Regions from separate parts of the Homo sapiens genome. Here region 1 is linked to region 2. A link is a contact called in ENCODE Hi-C or POLR2A ChIA-PET data. All regions are on one chromosome and are shown on one strand. Each heading gives the region's core, a stretch centred on a gene start or an enhancer-like site at or near the end of the contact. The rest is flanking DNA. Distances are from core to core; before and after follow the strand shown.

The links. A loop is a pair of places that touch in the nucleus more often than their neighbours do. ChIA-PET counts read pairs that join two places held with the same protein, here RNA polymerase II (POLR2A).
Region 1: a loop to region 2 is called in a map of endothelial cell of umbilical vein, with 2.2 times the contacts of the local background. The contact joins the enhancer-like site here to the promoter of KCNS3 in region 2. A Hi-C loop is called at or near these places in 1 of 168 maps with a recorded cell type or tissue (endothelial cell of umbilical vein). POLR2A ChIA-PET finds 5 or more read pairs at or near these places in 1 of 52 experiments (PC-9).

What each region holds. Positions count from the first base shown.
Region 1 is chr2:18,293,432-18,301,287 of GRCh38, reverse strand. All of the region lies in intron 2 of LOC105373451 (a long non-coding RNA gene), which reads left to right. Among named protein-coding and RNA genes, the nearest start is that of RDH14, 260 kb to the left of the region's middle. Within about 2 kb of position 1,332, at least 4 of the 41 ENCODE cell types and tissues checked have a DNase peak (open chromatin) inside an H3K27ac peak, as active enhancers do; they include PC-9 and endothelial cell of umbilical vein, where a contact is called at or near this core.
Region 2 is chr2:17,872,402-17,880,194 of GRCh38, reverse strand. KCNS3 (potassium voltage-gated channel modifier subfamily S member 3) reads right to left here and starts at 1,528. Exons shown (of 3, transcript NM_002252.5): 1 at 1,389-1,528. It overlaps LOC124907737 (a long non-coding RNA gene), which reads left to right and starts at 3,633. Exons shown (of 2, transcript XR_007086226.1): 1 at 3,633-4,830. RefSeq lists silencers at 1,408-1,457, 1,548-1,747, 1,758-1,917.

The DNA.
Region 1 (7,856 bases), core at 83-2,582, 420 kb before region 2:
TACTTGAATCACTGTTTTTGTGAAGCTCCAGCAACACTGTGGGTGAAAGTGTTGTGCCCCTGTGAGACAGCATTGTATAACAGGGAAAGATGACATGGTCCTGATTCTAAATAAGGACAACGACTTTCCATATTTATGAATCAATCAGAGACACCCATACATGAAGGCAGAAAAATAGATGAGAAGCTCAGATGCAATATTCCTGCAGAAAAAAATGCTGCAGCATTGTGAGGTTTCAACACGCAGATTCTAGAGCTGGTATTTTGGTTGCTGTTATTCAACCTACAAAGGATTTATTTCCCTTTACTGAATTCACAGGTTAGGCCATATAAGTCAGATCTGCTTCTCTTGAGATGAAGATGCTGGCCCCGATCTGTCTGTTTACATAATGCCTTATGTGTTGTTTCCCCTAACATAACCTCACATGCAATGATTTGCCACAGAACAAAGTGTGCAGTATGCAGAGCAAGGATGGTTTTTTCTAGTCCACACAGGAGAACAATAAAATCCAATTAATTTAAATCAATTAAAGCGAAATATCTTAGTATCTTCTAGGTACCTCACACTGCTGAGTGTTATTGGACATAAAAGATGCACAACAATGCCTGTTGACCACAGTCTATCTGAAAAGGCAAGAAGCTAAATGTGCTGTATAGTAAGCAACTTACTCTGCAAGTTAAGCTGCACTCTCTGTGCAACGTTTAACAAGGTATCTTTCCTGACTAAGTCGTACAAACAGAAACAACAGGAAAGATGTCTGTTAAAAGTTGCACACGGAATCGATGATGAGTTAGGATAAGGACCAATATCTCCTAACCATCAGGCTAGTGTTCTTGTCACTACTTCACACAGAGTTCATGTTCAGTATACCTTTAACAGATGGCTCTGCAGCTTTTTTTTTTTCTACATTCAGAAGAGATCTTCTTTTACAACAGAAAAGACCTATTGTAGTTCATAAAATTGGATAATCCAAAACGTGTTTATCAATAGTACTAGAAACATGCAAAATTCAGTCTGTTTTTATTTAAATCAGTAATCCATGTATTACCAGCTACCAACAAGGCTATGTCTGAGGCTTTAAAGGATGAGTAGAATTTTCTACAGGAAAAAAAAATTAGGGAAAAGCATATTGAGAAAGTGTGGGGATACATTTGCAGATCAGATTTACACTGCTATTAAATGCAAAAGTGAGTGCTTTGGCTGCTGTTCATTCGTAAGTGTGTGCACAAGCCTAGACAGGGCGACGTACAGGCTTCATGAAATATGCATAAGCCATCGCCTAATTTCCTTACAACGATTATGCAACTATTTCAAAGGTATTGTTCAGGCGTTCTAACAGCGTTTATTCCTACAAAGCCTGTATTTGTTTCATGAGCTTTTATGCGTAATTATTTTGATGGACTTACCCTAGAGTTAGTTCCCTTTATATTATTTTACTATTGTACTCATTTTTCATTCACCCCACAACAACACTGTCCTCATTTAATCTTTGTGAATTCAGAAAGTTTAGGTTGAATTATTTTCCCTTTCCTTTAGAAAAGTAGTCTTACAGATAAGACACTCCTTGAGTAACACCAAAGGCATCTCAGCCACCAGCATTCCAGAAATTTCTGCAGGCTGATTACACATTGACAGAAGCAGACAGACTTCCTCTTGTCCTGGCTCATAACTGTTTGACCTCAGGAGATAACCTAAACTGGGTCAGGCTCATTTTGAGAAAATAAAGATTCAATGTTTCAATGTGTAGGCTGGACATGGTGACTCAAGCCTGTAATCCCAGAACTTTGGGAGGCCAATGTGGGAAGACGGCTTAAGGCCAGGAGTTTGAGATCAGCCTGGGCAACATAAAAAGACCCTATCTTTCCAAAATATTTTGAAAAAATTAGCTGAATGTGATGGTGTGCACCTGTACTCCTGGCTACTTGGGAAGCTGAGGCAGAAGGACCACTTTAGCCCCAGAGTTTCAGACTGCAGTGGGCAATGATCATTCCACTGCACTCCAGCCTGGGTGACAGAGTAAAACCCTGTCTTCAAAAAAAGAAAAAAAGATTCAATGTACGTATAAATATAATTTTTATTACAAGGCAAAGTGTTTTTAAACAACCAAATATAGCTGGTAATAAGTTACTTTCTCAGTAATGTCTTTCCTCCATTCTCTATAAAAGTGCACATTTCTCCTTTTTCAATTTGGTTAAACTGCATGCTTATTTTTGCCTATGCAGATACAACCTTTCCTCTTTTTTTGTTTATTTTATCTTCTATGAGTAGAAAGGCAATGAGATTTGAAATCATAAGTGGGACTGAATACTAATAATGTGACCATGAAAAAGTTATTTTAAGCCTTCACTTCCTCACTCGTAAACATATAATCGACAGCTTGTAAAAGTATTATGTGTGTGTTCACTTGTATATATACACACATATATATACACACATATATCATATATGTATGAACAAAATATTTACCACACATTTTGGGGGGAGGATGGAATGAGATAGTACAGTGGGTTGCTTAATATACGTTAGTCTTTCTCCTTCTCAACTCTGAAACTTAGACTGATCAATTGGACATATTATATAATATCTCTGCAGATAATCTTTTTGTTGTTGCTGCTATTTAGTACCAAATCAACATCCATGTTACCATGGATGAAAATCACTGTCATTGGTCCTGAAATATTATCATCAAAGTCATGACTTGTAGAATTATGTCCAAAGAGAGAATAAAAAAGGTCAAGATGATTAAGTAAATATATGTAAAGATTTTCTCATAGACCCAACCAACAACTTTGTAGCTATATTAAACTAAAGTCAATATAACATGATCCCACATTAATAGAAGTATAGCATTACTCAAATTGTTATGAAGATAAAGAACTTACTACTCTCCACAGCAGCCTGTTACATTGTTGAATATCTATTATTATTATTACAAAAATATTTATGTTCACTGAGTCCTATAACATTACTGTAAACCTGTGCTATGCCTTCTGGGGGCACATTAGCTCAATTCATGCTTCACAGGTTCATCTAGATATGATAGCTTTGGCAAAATGTATTAATAAGATTATTCATAAGAACATAAGCAAAGCAGATGCAGAAAGATTAAAAATAACATTATGACTACGAAGCATTTTAAAAGGGCTACATAATTTTACCACATGTATTACAGAGCAAAAGAAAAAGAGAGTGAGAGATGGAGAAGGCAAAATAGGAGAATTTAATAAGATACCTGTAATGTATCAAAACCGATTTCAGATGTCAACTCTTTAGTCCAATCTTCTCACAATATTTCAGAGTCCATCACTCTCTCCTCTGATTTCATCTGGAATTTTCTAGTTTTTCCTGCTATAGGCTTATTGCCTAGTGTACTAATAAGCTGTTTTCTATTTCTTTCATCTCACTGGACTGTGCCAGGCTCCAGGACAGAGACAGGTTCTTATTTTTCCCTTTTTAGGAACTCACTCTTGATTGAATGAGTAAATTCGACATCCAGGGAGGAAACTATCAGTACAGGGAGGGAGGTGCTTCTGCATAATCATATGTATTCCACATGCTGGATGTGTTGGGCGGGGTTACATCTAAAGAGGGAGAATGCATGCATGCCTTCTCTGGCCCTTTTGATTTTGATATGCTCAGGAAGAGGATACTATTATAATCACCAAGCGTTTCTATTCGAATTCCTCAATAAATACTACGACAATTTTATTTTATGAAATGGAAAGGATGTACATTTAAGCAAGAAATTGTATTGCAGAAAGATCAGGACCCAGGAAATATACATTTTTCTCTTCTCTGGATTTAGCTACATTTGCCTGTTTAACACTATAATTTCTCTGTGGTAGTAGAATACACTCTTCAGTTTTTCTATTATTCTTTCTAGGTTAACAGTATCAGTACTGAAATAATTTCTCGTTAACAGATACCTTGGTTATATATATTTTCTCCTCTTTGAATATTTGTCTAAAAATCTCTGTGTTTGCAAGAAGTCTCTGCTTAGTTTTTTACTTTTGACACACTGAAGTGTGTATGTGTATATATTACGTGTGTACATATAAACCCACAAATATATCAGTTATTATATAATACACATCCATTATATATCAAATATATTATGTGTATATATGCATATATATTTATACATATATTAGTATATATTAGTATACATATATACATGTATACATGTGTATATATACATATACTATACTATATATACACTATACTATACAATATATAGTGTATATATATACTATATATAGTATATATATACACTATATATAGTATATATATACACTATATATAGTATACATATATACTATATATAGTATACTATATATACTATATAGAGTATATATAGTATACTATATATAGTATAGTGTATACTATATGTATACTATGTACACTATACTATATATAGAATACATAGTATATATACTGTATATATAGTATACTATATATACTGTATATACTGTATATACAGTATACTGTATATACTGTATATATAGTATACTGTATATACTGTATATATAGTATACTGTATATACTGTATATATAGTATACTGTATGTATACGATGCATACTATATATACTGTATATATGTATACGATGCATACATATATATACTATATATGTATACGATGCATACATATATACTATATATGTATACGATGCATACATATATACTATATATGTATACGATGCATACATATATACTATATATGTATACGATGCATACATATATACTATATATGTATACGATGTATACATATATACTATATATGTATACGATGTATACTATGTATGTATACTATGTATACTATGTATGTATACTATGTATACTATGTATACATATATACTATATATGTATATTATGTATAGTATACTATATATACTATATATAGTATATGTAGTATTCTATACATGTATAGTACATGTAGTATTCTATACATGTATAGTACATGTAGTATTCTATACATGTATAGTACATGTAGTATTCTATACATGTATAGTATATGTAGTATTCTATACATGTATAGTATATGTAGTATTCTATACATGTATAGTATATGTAGTATACTATACATGTATACTATATGTAGTATAGTATACATGTATACTATATGTAGTATAGTATACATGTATACTATATGTAGTATACATATAGACTATATATACTGTGTACATACTATATATGTATACTATATATACTATATATACATACTATGTATACTATATATACAATATACTATATATACAATATACTATATATACTATATAGTATATATACTATATATACAATATACTATATATACTATATAGTATATATACTATATAATATACTATATATACTATATAGTATACTATACATACTATATAGTATATATACTATATATACTACATAGTATATATACTATATATACTGTATATATAATATATATGTATACTATATATACATATATAGTATATATAATATACTATATATACAGTGTATATAGTATACACTACTATATACAGTGTATATAGTATACACTACTATATACAGTGTATATAGTATACACTACTATATACAGTGTATATAGTATACACTACTATATACAGTGTATATAGTATACACTACTATATACAGTGTATATAGTATACACTACTATATACAGTGTATATAGTATACACTACTATATACAGTGTATATAGTATACACTACTATATACAGTGTATATAGTATACACTACTATATACAGTGTATATAGTATACACTATATACACTATAGTATACACTATATACACTATAGTATACACTATATACACTATATATAGTATACTATATATACACTATATAATATATATAGTATAATAGTATAAGATACTATATAACATATTATATATTATACTATATATAATATATAATATATTATATATTTATATTTTTATAATATATAAATATTATATTTTAAAAATATATATTATAAAATATTTATTATATTTTATATTATATATAAAATAATTATAATATATATATTATAAAATATATATTATAAAATATTTAAAAATATATAATATAAAAATATATATTTTATAATATATAATTATATTATATTATATAATATATAATATAATATATAATATATAATAGTATAATATACTATAATATACATATAATATATAGTATAATATAATATAATATATATTATATATAATATATATACTATATACACTATATATAGTTTATATATACTATACATACACTATATATAGTATGTAGTATATATAGTATACTATATATAGTATATAGTATATAGTATATATAGTATACTATATATAGTGTGTTTCTATAGTATACATATATTGTATACTATATAGTATACTATACTGTATAGTATACTATAGAGTATATATATACTGTATATACAGTATGTAGACTATATATACTATACATACTACATATACTCTAGATATACTATATATGTATACTATATATAGTATACGCATACTATATATGTATACTATATATACTATATAGTATACGCACACTATATATGTATACTATATATACTATATAGTATACGCACACTATATATACTATATAGTATACGCACACTATATATACTATATAGTATACGCACACTATATATACTATATAGTATACGCACACTATATATACTATATAGTATACGCACACTATATATACTATATAGTATAGGTATACTATATATGTATACTGTATATACTATATAGTATATATATAGTACATATACTATATAGTATATTTATACTATATATGGTGTACTATATATACACTATAGTATACTACATATATAGTATATATGTACTATGCATACTATATACTATATATAAATATGTAGTATACTATACATTTTATATTATATATTATATATTATACATTATTATATACTATATATATTATATATGTGTATATTATATGTGTATATGTATACACATACATACATTATATATTAGTATACTATATACACTATAACATGTATAGTATACTATACTGTTATCCACACATATATCCATTATATATATATAAAATATATATTATGGGTATATATAGTATTACGGTGACACATATGCATATATACATACATACATACAACATACCTATCCAAACCTAAAACACCAAATAGAATGAAAACAAAAATGTTTTAATATATTAGTATTTTTCAAATCTTACTATTTTATTCAAGAAAAGATAAATAGAATTGATTAAAGATTATAATGAGTCACTCGAGTGTCAATAATAGAAGCAAAGTGCAAATTATAATAATTCCACTTTTAAATGAAAAAGGGCACATCTGAGCAATAAATTATATTGTAGAAGGACCAGGACCTCCATATTAATTTTTTTTCTATTCCAAGCATGACACTCCACTCTGCTGACATTTATGAATAGACCATCGCCAATTGTGACATTTCTATGTTGTGTGTCACACAGACACTTATCTTTATAATCACTTTTCAGGAGAAACTGTTCAATATGATAGTTTGAGAAAATGGTATGTACATCGGGGGCAGTAATTCTGGTGAGGCAGACACAAAAGCAAAACAAAATTACATACATTCTTAATTTTTTCTCATATATGAATGATTAATTTCTTAAATAACACACCGGAATCCTGTCCTTATATGTCATTCCTTTTCTACATATGGTAGAAAGGTTGTAAAAAGCACAACATTTTGGAGTAAGAATAGTATGTTTAATATATATGAGGGTACTAAAATGTTTTGTGTAAATCGAATTCTGATTTCTACGGACTTGCATTGCCATCTTAAGGCTTTGAGATTTTCACCAAAGCCCACTCTTCAGGAGCACAGCCAACTGGCCTTAAACTAGTTGT
Region 2 (7,793 bases), core at 279-2,778:
AGACAAAGCACGAGGGCATATGCCTTCAGCTAAGAGATAGGTGCGTGCTTCCTGTTTACCTGGGCAGGTATTTGCAAATAGTCTAAGAAGGGGGGCAACTAGGAGTGACTTACACAGTTCCAAGTGAATGGTTACGCAAATCGCTTGAGTAAATACAGGGAAAGAAACAGGAAAGGCTTCTGAACTGTTTGTACTCATCTGCTCCAGTATTTTCAGAGGGTAGGGTGAAAGACAAAAAACCCGAACGAAGGCTCCGGGCCAACCACAAAGCTACTCTCCGGCAGGAACGTAAGGAACACCTACCGCCCCTCCCCCCACTTCACGCCTTGGCACCAAACCAGGGCCCCTGGGTCATTTTGGCAGGTGGAGGTAGCTCTTTGCTGTCCTCTGCCCCTGCTGCGGGCCACCCGAGTGAAGCTTTCGGCTCGGTCTCCCCAGACAAAACCGGGGGGAGACATCAAGAATGCAAAAGGTGCTCCTTTCTCCAAATGAACGAGAAGGGACAGAGCGGGGTTGGGGGTGCAGGACAAGCCCTGCAATGCGAAAGGCGCCCAGCCAGGCTCGCCGCGGCCCCTGCCGGCAAGACTGGCTCGCTTGCTAGCCAAGGTGCCTCAGGAGGTCGGGCAGCCACCCAGAAAGGCGCGAAAAAAAAAAGAGGAGTTCCTGACCCCGGGGTGACCCTTCCCCACCACTGCCACTGATCCAAACGCAGAGTCCGCAAGTGACTCCACACCTGCGCTGCAAGCCTCACGCCGTCCCCACCCAGGGCGCAGCGCTGCACGAGAGCAAGGGCCCTGGGTTCGCTCTTCCCTGCAACTGTCGCGGGGCGCCTAGCACAGCTGCAGGGCAAAGGGGAGGGGAGGAATGACAAAGAAGGCGGAGCAGACGGCCCGGGAAGCATTTACAAGCGCCAGGAAAGCGCCTCCTCTCGAGGAAGGGAAGGAACGGCTTCCCGGCCAAGGAAACGCCCCGGGGATGCCCCTACGCGAGGTGCCGCCTTTCTTCGGCTCATCGATTCTCCCGCCTCCAGGTGGTCCTCCCCCTGACCATAGCCCACCCCACTCCCCGAAAGCTGATCCTAAATACCTTCCCCGAGGCTTTCAAATCAACCCAGCCACCGCTTCAACAGCCCGCAGTTCACGCAACAGGCGGAGCCTTAGGGCTCCAGCGACGGCGGGCTCTGGGGACCAGAGGATGCGGGCGCCGCGGGCCAGACGCCCAGAAGGACGGAAAGTGCTCTGCGGCCGTAGACCCTCGGGGTCGTGCACCCGCGACCTGGACCACAGGAGACTGGGGCAGCAAAAGGTGGGGGAAGGCGCGGTAAAGTTGCAGGGTCGCCCGGAGAAGTCTCCGGAGCGCGCAGGGAGGTGGGGACGCCAGCCAGGTACCTGCAGGAGTCCGGACGCATCCAGCTAGCTCCGCTCTGCGACGCCGCCTGCCCGCGCTGCAGGGATCAGGCCTCGCGGCGCGGCCCCGCGCCTGCCGCCGCGGCGGCGAGGAGAGCGGGGTGGCCCGCGTCGGCCGGTCTGTCCGTCGGTCCCGCCCCGCTAGAGCGAGGCTCCCGGGAGCTGCGGGCGGGGCGGGGCCGGACGGGACGGGGCGGGGCCCGCCGCTCGGCCGCCGCCCCATTGGTCGCAGCTCCGCCAGCCCCTCGCTTCGGGCCCGCAGCCGGGCGCCCCGGGCCGAGGGCGCGGGCGGCTGAGGACTGCGGGGCTCCGACCGCCAGACAGGCGGACAGACCCATAGACCTAGATGCTGCCCTGCCGGCCGCGCGCCCCCGCCCAGGCCCAAGTGCAGAGTCACCCCGGAGCGGCAGGCGCTGTCCGGGTGGGACCAGGAGCGCGCCCCGCGCCTCCCACCTGCGCGCCCTCCTGGGCCGGAAGCGCCGTGGCCCTGCGGGAAAAAGATGACCTCCCCCGCGGCCCCGGCGGCTGGGGCAACCGCCTTTCTAAAGTCGCGGCCCAAGCGACACTTTGCTAATTTGCCTGGATTTCCTCAGGAAATCGCGAGGCCCAAACTTGTTTTAAAACAAAGTGCGAAGGAGAGTACATATAGCTCCAGTTCCTGCCAATGTTTGCCATCGGTCCCGCTGCCTGAAGACTCAGGCACAGTGCAGAACAAGATGCTTTGTCTTATTCCTCCACTCACCGAGTCAGAAGAGGTGCTTGGACATTTGCACCAAGCAGATGCGCCTCATATGTAGAAGAGGAACCAGTCGGGTCCCCTTTCGGAAGGACGAATGGAAGAGGAAGTCAGGGGACGATGCCTTCAGCCGACGTTGAGGAACAAACCAGGACCTCGGCGAGGACAGCGTGTGGTCCAGAAGGCATCGCTGGCCTCGCTGCACTGAGCGAGAGCGCTCAGTTAACAGCCAGGAGGAGAAATGGGACGCTTCGGGACCCACCCCCGCGCTCCCCCTCCCGCCCCCAAACTGCAGATTTTTAAGTTGTGCAGACGTGGAACAATTCCTCGGAGCCAGCTGCTCCAAGCTAAGGCGCCCAGTGTTCCCTGGGTTCCTACCCGCAGCATACGCCCTGCCAGCTGCCCCCAAGCCAGCACCCGCTGACCACTCACCTCAGGCAAGCACCTAGGAAGACGATGCAGATTCAAGCTCCAGACCTTGAGCCAAGCGCTGGGGAGGGAATGGGGGCAAAGAGATGGTGGAAAACACTTTCCTGAACTTACTGAATACCCTATGTTATGTGTGGGTTTTCTAATTGTTCTTTGCTTAATGAAAAACCCACGTTGGAAATCAGAAAAAGGCAGTAATCCTCACCGTATCTTGTGGGCTTCAAAGAGGAGGTTTTCCCCTTAAAGGGAGTTTTGGTCCAGAGGAGAGGCTAACAGCAGGCAGGAAGGGCAGAGGAAAAGATAAAGCCTAGGGTGGTCTTCCCCCTGAGGCCTGGAGCCCACCAAGCTCCAACAGTTTCATTTGGCTTCTGGGAAGCAAAGTACAGATGCATGTGTCTGCAGAGCACTGTTCTGAGCCATTTGTCCCTAATTCCATGGTTCTTTGGTTCCTCCAATCTTGTCTCCTCTCCTGTGGAAGAGGATCCAAAGCATTGGTCCACACTGCTATTTACAAGTGGCTGAAGAAGGTAACTTTCTTACATAGTTCATCTTTAGCATAAGCTCTAAGATTGTTCTAAAAATATATTTACATTTTATCAACACCTTAGAAGAATGCTTCCAGATCTCTCCCAGCAGTTACCTATTTAATCATTTTAAAATCACTAAGTTTATCCAAAAAGTCCAGCATGGTTTACTTGAGAAGGAAATATGTTCAGAATCTCTAAGCACTGCAGAAGGCACCTGCAGTGCAGAAGAGTTGGCAGTGAGGTCTTTCTCCTGGGGTCTGGGCGGAACATGTGAGCAGTCGGGAAGGCACACACAGTGGGAGCCAGTAAGGGCCCCTGTGCATCTGCAGGAGCTGAGGACAGAAGGGGTGGGCCTCCACGGTGGGCATGTAGGAGTGGGCACAGAGAAGGGCCACAGATCTGAGACAGAGACAGACAGGACTTCTTACCCTGCTGAGCCCTGCAGGGAGCCACTTCGTCTTTCAGCCCTGATTTTGTCATCTGTAAGGAAATTTCCTCTCTCCCAGGGTAATCATGTGAAGCCAATGAAATAATAAAAAGGACCACATCGGATGACCCCTGAGGCAGGTCTGCTCCCCAAAAGTTTACTCTTGAATGTTGACCAAGGTTGAGCTAGGCAAAGTGGTAAATTCACACACACGGTATGTAGCCCCTTCCCCAACCCCAGTCTCCATTACCGGGGGCATGCTGTGAACTAACTGCCTCCTTTTCCCCACACACCCACTTCCTGCCCAGTCTTTATGCCTCCCGATATGACATCCCGTTCCCTCTTAATTAACTGTGCCTATAGAGAAACATCTAGATAAACCATGCATTTAATCTGTGAGGGGTCAATCATTTAATCATCGTTGACAATAATGCTCACTCCTCTGTGGTTTCAGAGGACTCCTGGAGTGGATGGAGACACATGCCACTAATGTGGGATGCATTTCAGTCTGTCTTCCAGGCCTCGTTTGGAGGTCTCCCTCTCTTACCCACCTATCACACATCCATGTCTTCCCTTCCCTCCCCAGAGCCAAACCTGTCCCCGACTTTTTATTCTCACTAAAGTTCAAATGACAGAAATCAGCTAGATTAGTACTTGCCTTAGTCCTGAAGGAAAGGGAAGTGCTCATTAGCTTCTTAAATTGGAACAGGTCTGCAGGTGAAAATGAAGATGTGCTCATCTCTGGCAGGAAGGTTGGGAGTGAGGGGTATAGTCATAATGAGCAGCGTTTATTTGGTGTGTGCCTCTCACTTGCCACTTTCTACCCAGCTGCCTGAATATCACTCCAGTTAGTCTGAGCACATGAAACACCTGCAACTCCCCAGACCCACCATGCTTTTTCTTGACTCTCTGAATGCACAGCAGTGCCTCCTCAGCTAAGAACACAGTTCCCCATCACCAAGCTTTGCTTTGCCCAACAGACCCCTTCTCCCTTAGGATGAGATTCAGTGGATAATCACATCATAATCACGACCCTCTGGGAAGCCGCCTCTCTCATCCTGGGTTGTGTGTTGTGTGTTTCCTTTCCACACTCCCTCAGCAGCCTTTGCCTCCCACTTTCATAGAATCTACCATATGGGATTTTAACTGTTTGTCTTCCACTAGACAATAAGCTCCTTGAAGACTGAATTTCCAGGAACTTCTGTTGGATCTGCATGTTTGTGAAGTGAATTACTGAAGGCTGCCCAGTTTCATCTGATCCTAGTCAAAACCTAAATCCCTTATTTCTACGCTACCTTTTGCCAGGTAAAAATAAAACATGTAAACCATCATATCGCTGTCTTTGCTTGGCTGCCAGGAAGCTCAGAACTAAATTTACATTAAATTAAATTTAGTTCTCAATCAGCTAGAATGTTTTTATTTCAGATTATTGCTACAATGATCATGCTCTTTTCACAAAATTATTGTATGCTTACTCTAACTGCCCTGTGGTATTATTTTTATATCAAAAGTTTCTTAAGGCCGGGTGCAGTGGCTCACATCTGTAATCCTAGCACTTTGGAAGGCCAAGGCGGGTAGATTGCTTGAGTCCAGGAGTTCAAGACCAGCCTTGGCAATATGGCAAAACCCTGCCTATATAACAAATACAAAAATTATCCAGGCATGGTGGTGCATGCCTGTAGTCCCAGCTAGTTGGGAGGCTGAGGCAGGAGGATTATTTGAACCTGGGATGTGGAGGTTGCAGTGAGCAGAGATGGTGCCATTGCCCTCCAGCCTGGGTGACAGAGAGAGACCCTGTCTAAAAAAAAAAGAAAAAGAAAAGAAAAAGAAAAATTCCTTAAATCTTTATGATCTTCAAGTACAAAGACTTGAATTCTGATTCAGCTCTGTCCCTGATTACCTCAGTGATATTTCCTCTTGGGCCCTACATTTGGGTTGGGACTATATCATCTTTAAGGCCCTTGCCAGGTCTAAAAGCTTTATGTTTCTATAGATAAAAGGAGACACTTTATAAATTATTAAAGAAAGAAAAAACCCTGTGACAGGCTATGTCTCCAGGCACAAAGGAATGCTGTCCTCAGGTACTCAGAATCACCCTCTGAAGGCCCTTGAGTATTGCCCAAGGTGAGTGCCACAGAACACCTGTGCCTGACCCTAGGCACGGAAAGGAAGGTGTTTACTCCATCACACTGGCAGGTCCTCATAACACTCTAGTATAGGAAAGGCTCTGTCTGAGAAGTTAGCCCATGAAAATATTTCCAGGGATGGCCTTCCAGATTGCTCATACTCTGGTCACAACTTGATTTTTTACCACATTTCAAGCTCTTCACACCTTTCTCTCTGCCTTACTCATTCATCACCACCTCCCCTCCCCTCTCCTCTGCACTTTCCTCACATTCCAGCCCGACAGAAGTGGCCCATCTCTCCTCTATGCTCACTGCATGCCATCTGAGTCTTGCCTTTCTGGTGCCTCGTTCCTATAGTGTTTCCTTCTCCACCGGAAAATGCCTGCTTAATCTCCAGGATCCAGTATATGTCACCCATTCTCTGAGGCTTTCTCTGACTCGCAAAGCAAATTTAGTTGCTTGCTCTACTGGGTCCCATTATACTTTGTACAAAGCTCCGATTACAGTTAGACTCCTGTACTATCATTCATTGTCTATATGGATGGATTAAACTGTGAGTTCCTTGAGGGCAGGAACTAAGTGGTGTTGTTCATCTCAATATCTTAAGAGCACATTATAGATGCTCAACAAATACTTTAAGAATGAAAAGTGGCCAGGTGTGCTGGTTCATGCCTGTAATCCCAGCACTTTGGGAGGCCAAGGTGGGTGGATCACTTGAGGTCAGGAGTTCGAGACTAGCCTGGCCAACATGGTGAAACCCCATCTTTCTAAAAATACAAAAATTAGCCAGGCATGGTGGCGGGTGCCTATAGTCCCAGCTACTCGGGGGCCTGAGGCCTGAGAATCGCTTGAACCTTGGAGGCGGAGGTTGCAGTGAGCCAAGATTGCACCACTGCACTCCAGCCTGAGTGACAGAGTAACACTCTATCTCAAAAAAAAAAAAATGAATGAAAAGGGAGATGATTGGATGCCTGCATAGATAACTGGATGGATGGATGAACAAAGACAACAGGGGAAGGTATAGGAAAGCAAACCAAGAGGGAGCAAAGACCAGATATGTCATCCTCATGGTTGTTCCTCTGGGGGCATTTCGCACCTCTTTAGTAGCCCTTCATTTGTGGGGTGGAACTTAAGGCACAGCCTTCATTTCCAACTAGACAAATGAAGAGTATCCCCATGACAAAGAATCCTGGGCATACCCTCATGATCATTTCTGCTTTCTCAGTAATAATATCTCCAAGTATTACTGGGTACTAGAGTGACCAGCTCTTCCCAGTTTGTCTGAAACTGCCCCAGTTTTAAAATTCAAAGTCCAGCATTTCAGGAACCACTACATTCCAGGGCAAACCAGGACAGTTGGCCATCCTCCTAGCGATATTGCTGCCTAGGATAAAATCTACACATCCTAGCAGTGAGAGGACAGCATGTACCTGACTTATTTCCTATGGGACGTCAGTGGAAGTGGCACATTCAGCTTCTGGGCAGTGTCCTCACAGGAAGAGGGGAGTGCCCTTCCCCTTCCCTCTTTTGCCTTCATGCTCTCTGGAGCACAGAGAAGATCACTGGATCTGGATAGACATTTGAACCCACAGGTACAAGCCACATAATAAGGATGGTCAGATGAGTAGCTAGAAGGGGCCTAGGTCCTCTTAACAGCACTGGACTGCCCTCATTTATATGAAAGAAAGAAACTAGCATCTCATTTCAGCTGTTGTTATTTGTGGTTTCTGTCACTCACATCCATCTTCAAGGGTAGAGTTTCTGCCTGCTGAAAAGTGGGGATTCGGATGTCGCCCTCACACCTGGGTGCTGGCATCTGAAGATCCCTCTTTTTCATGTTCCCCAGTCCCTTGTATTATGAAAATACCCTATGTTGAAGGCGAGAGTAGCCCACACCTTCTGGCCCAGGTACCAGGTCCTAGTCTGTGTGTCTGGTGAGGTGACAATGGCAGTCAGTTCACTCCCTCCCACCTCCCATGTGCAGGCCACTGAGAGCTCCCAACTCTAAGCCAGAGGAGGTTCTGATAAGTGCTAGGCACAGCTGAAGTTTTATTCTAAAGCATGAGCAAACTGGGGGATTGTGTCAGAAGTATTCAACCTGTTGATGAGTTTCAGTGTGTTACAGTTTTGGCATAGCACTCT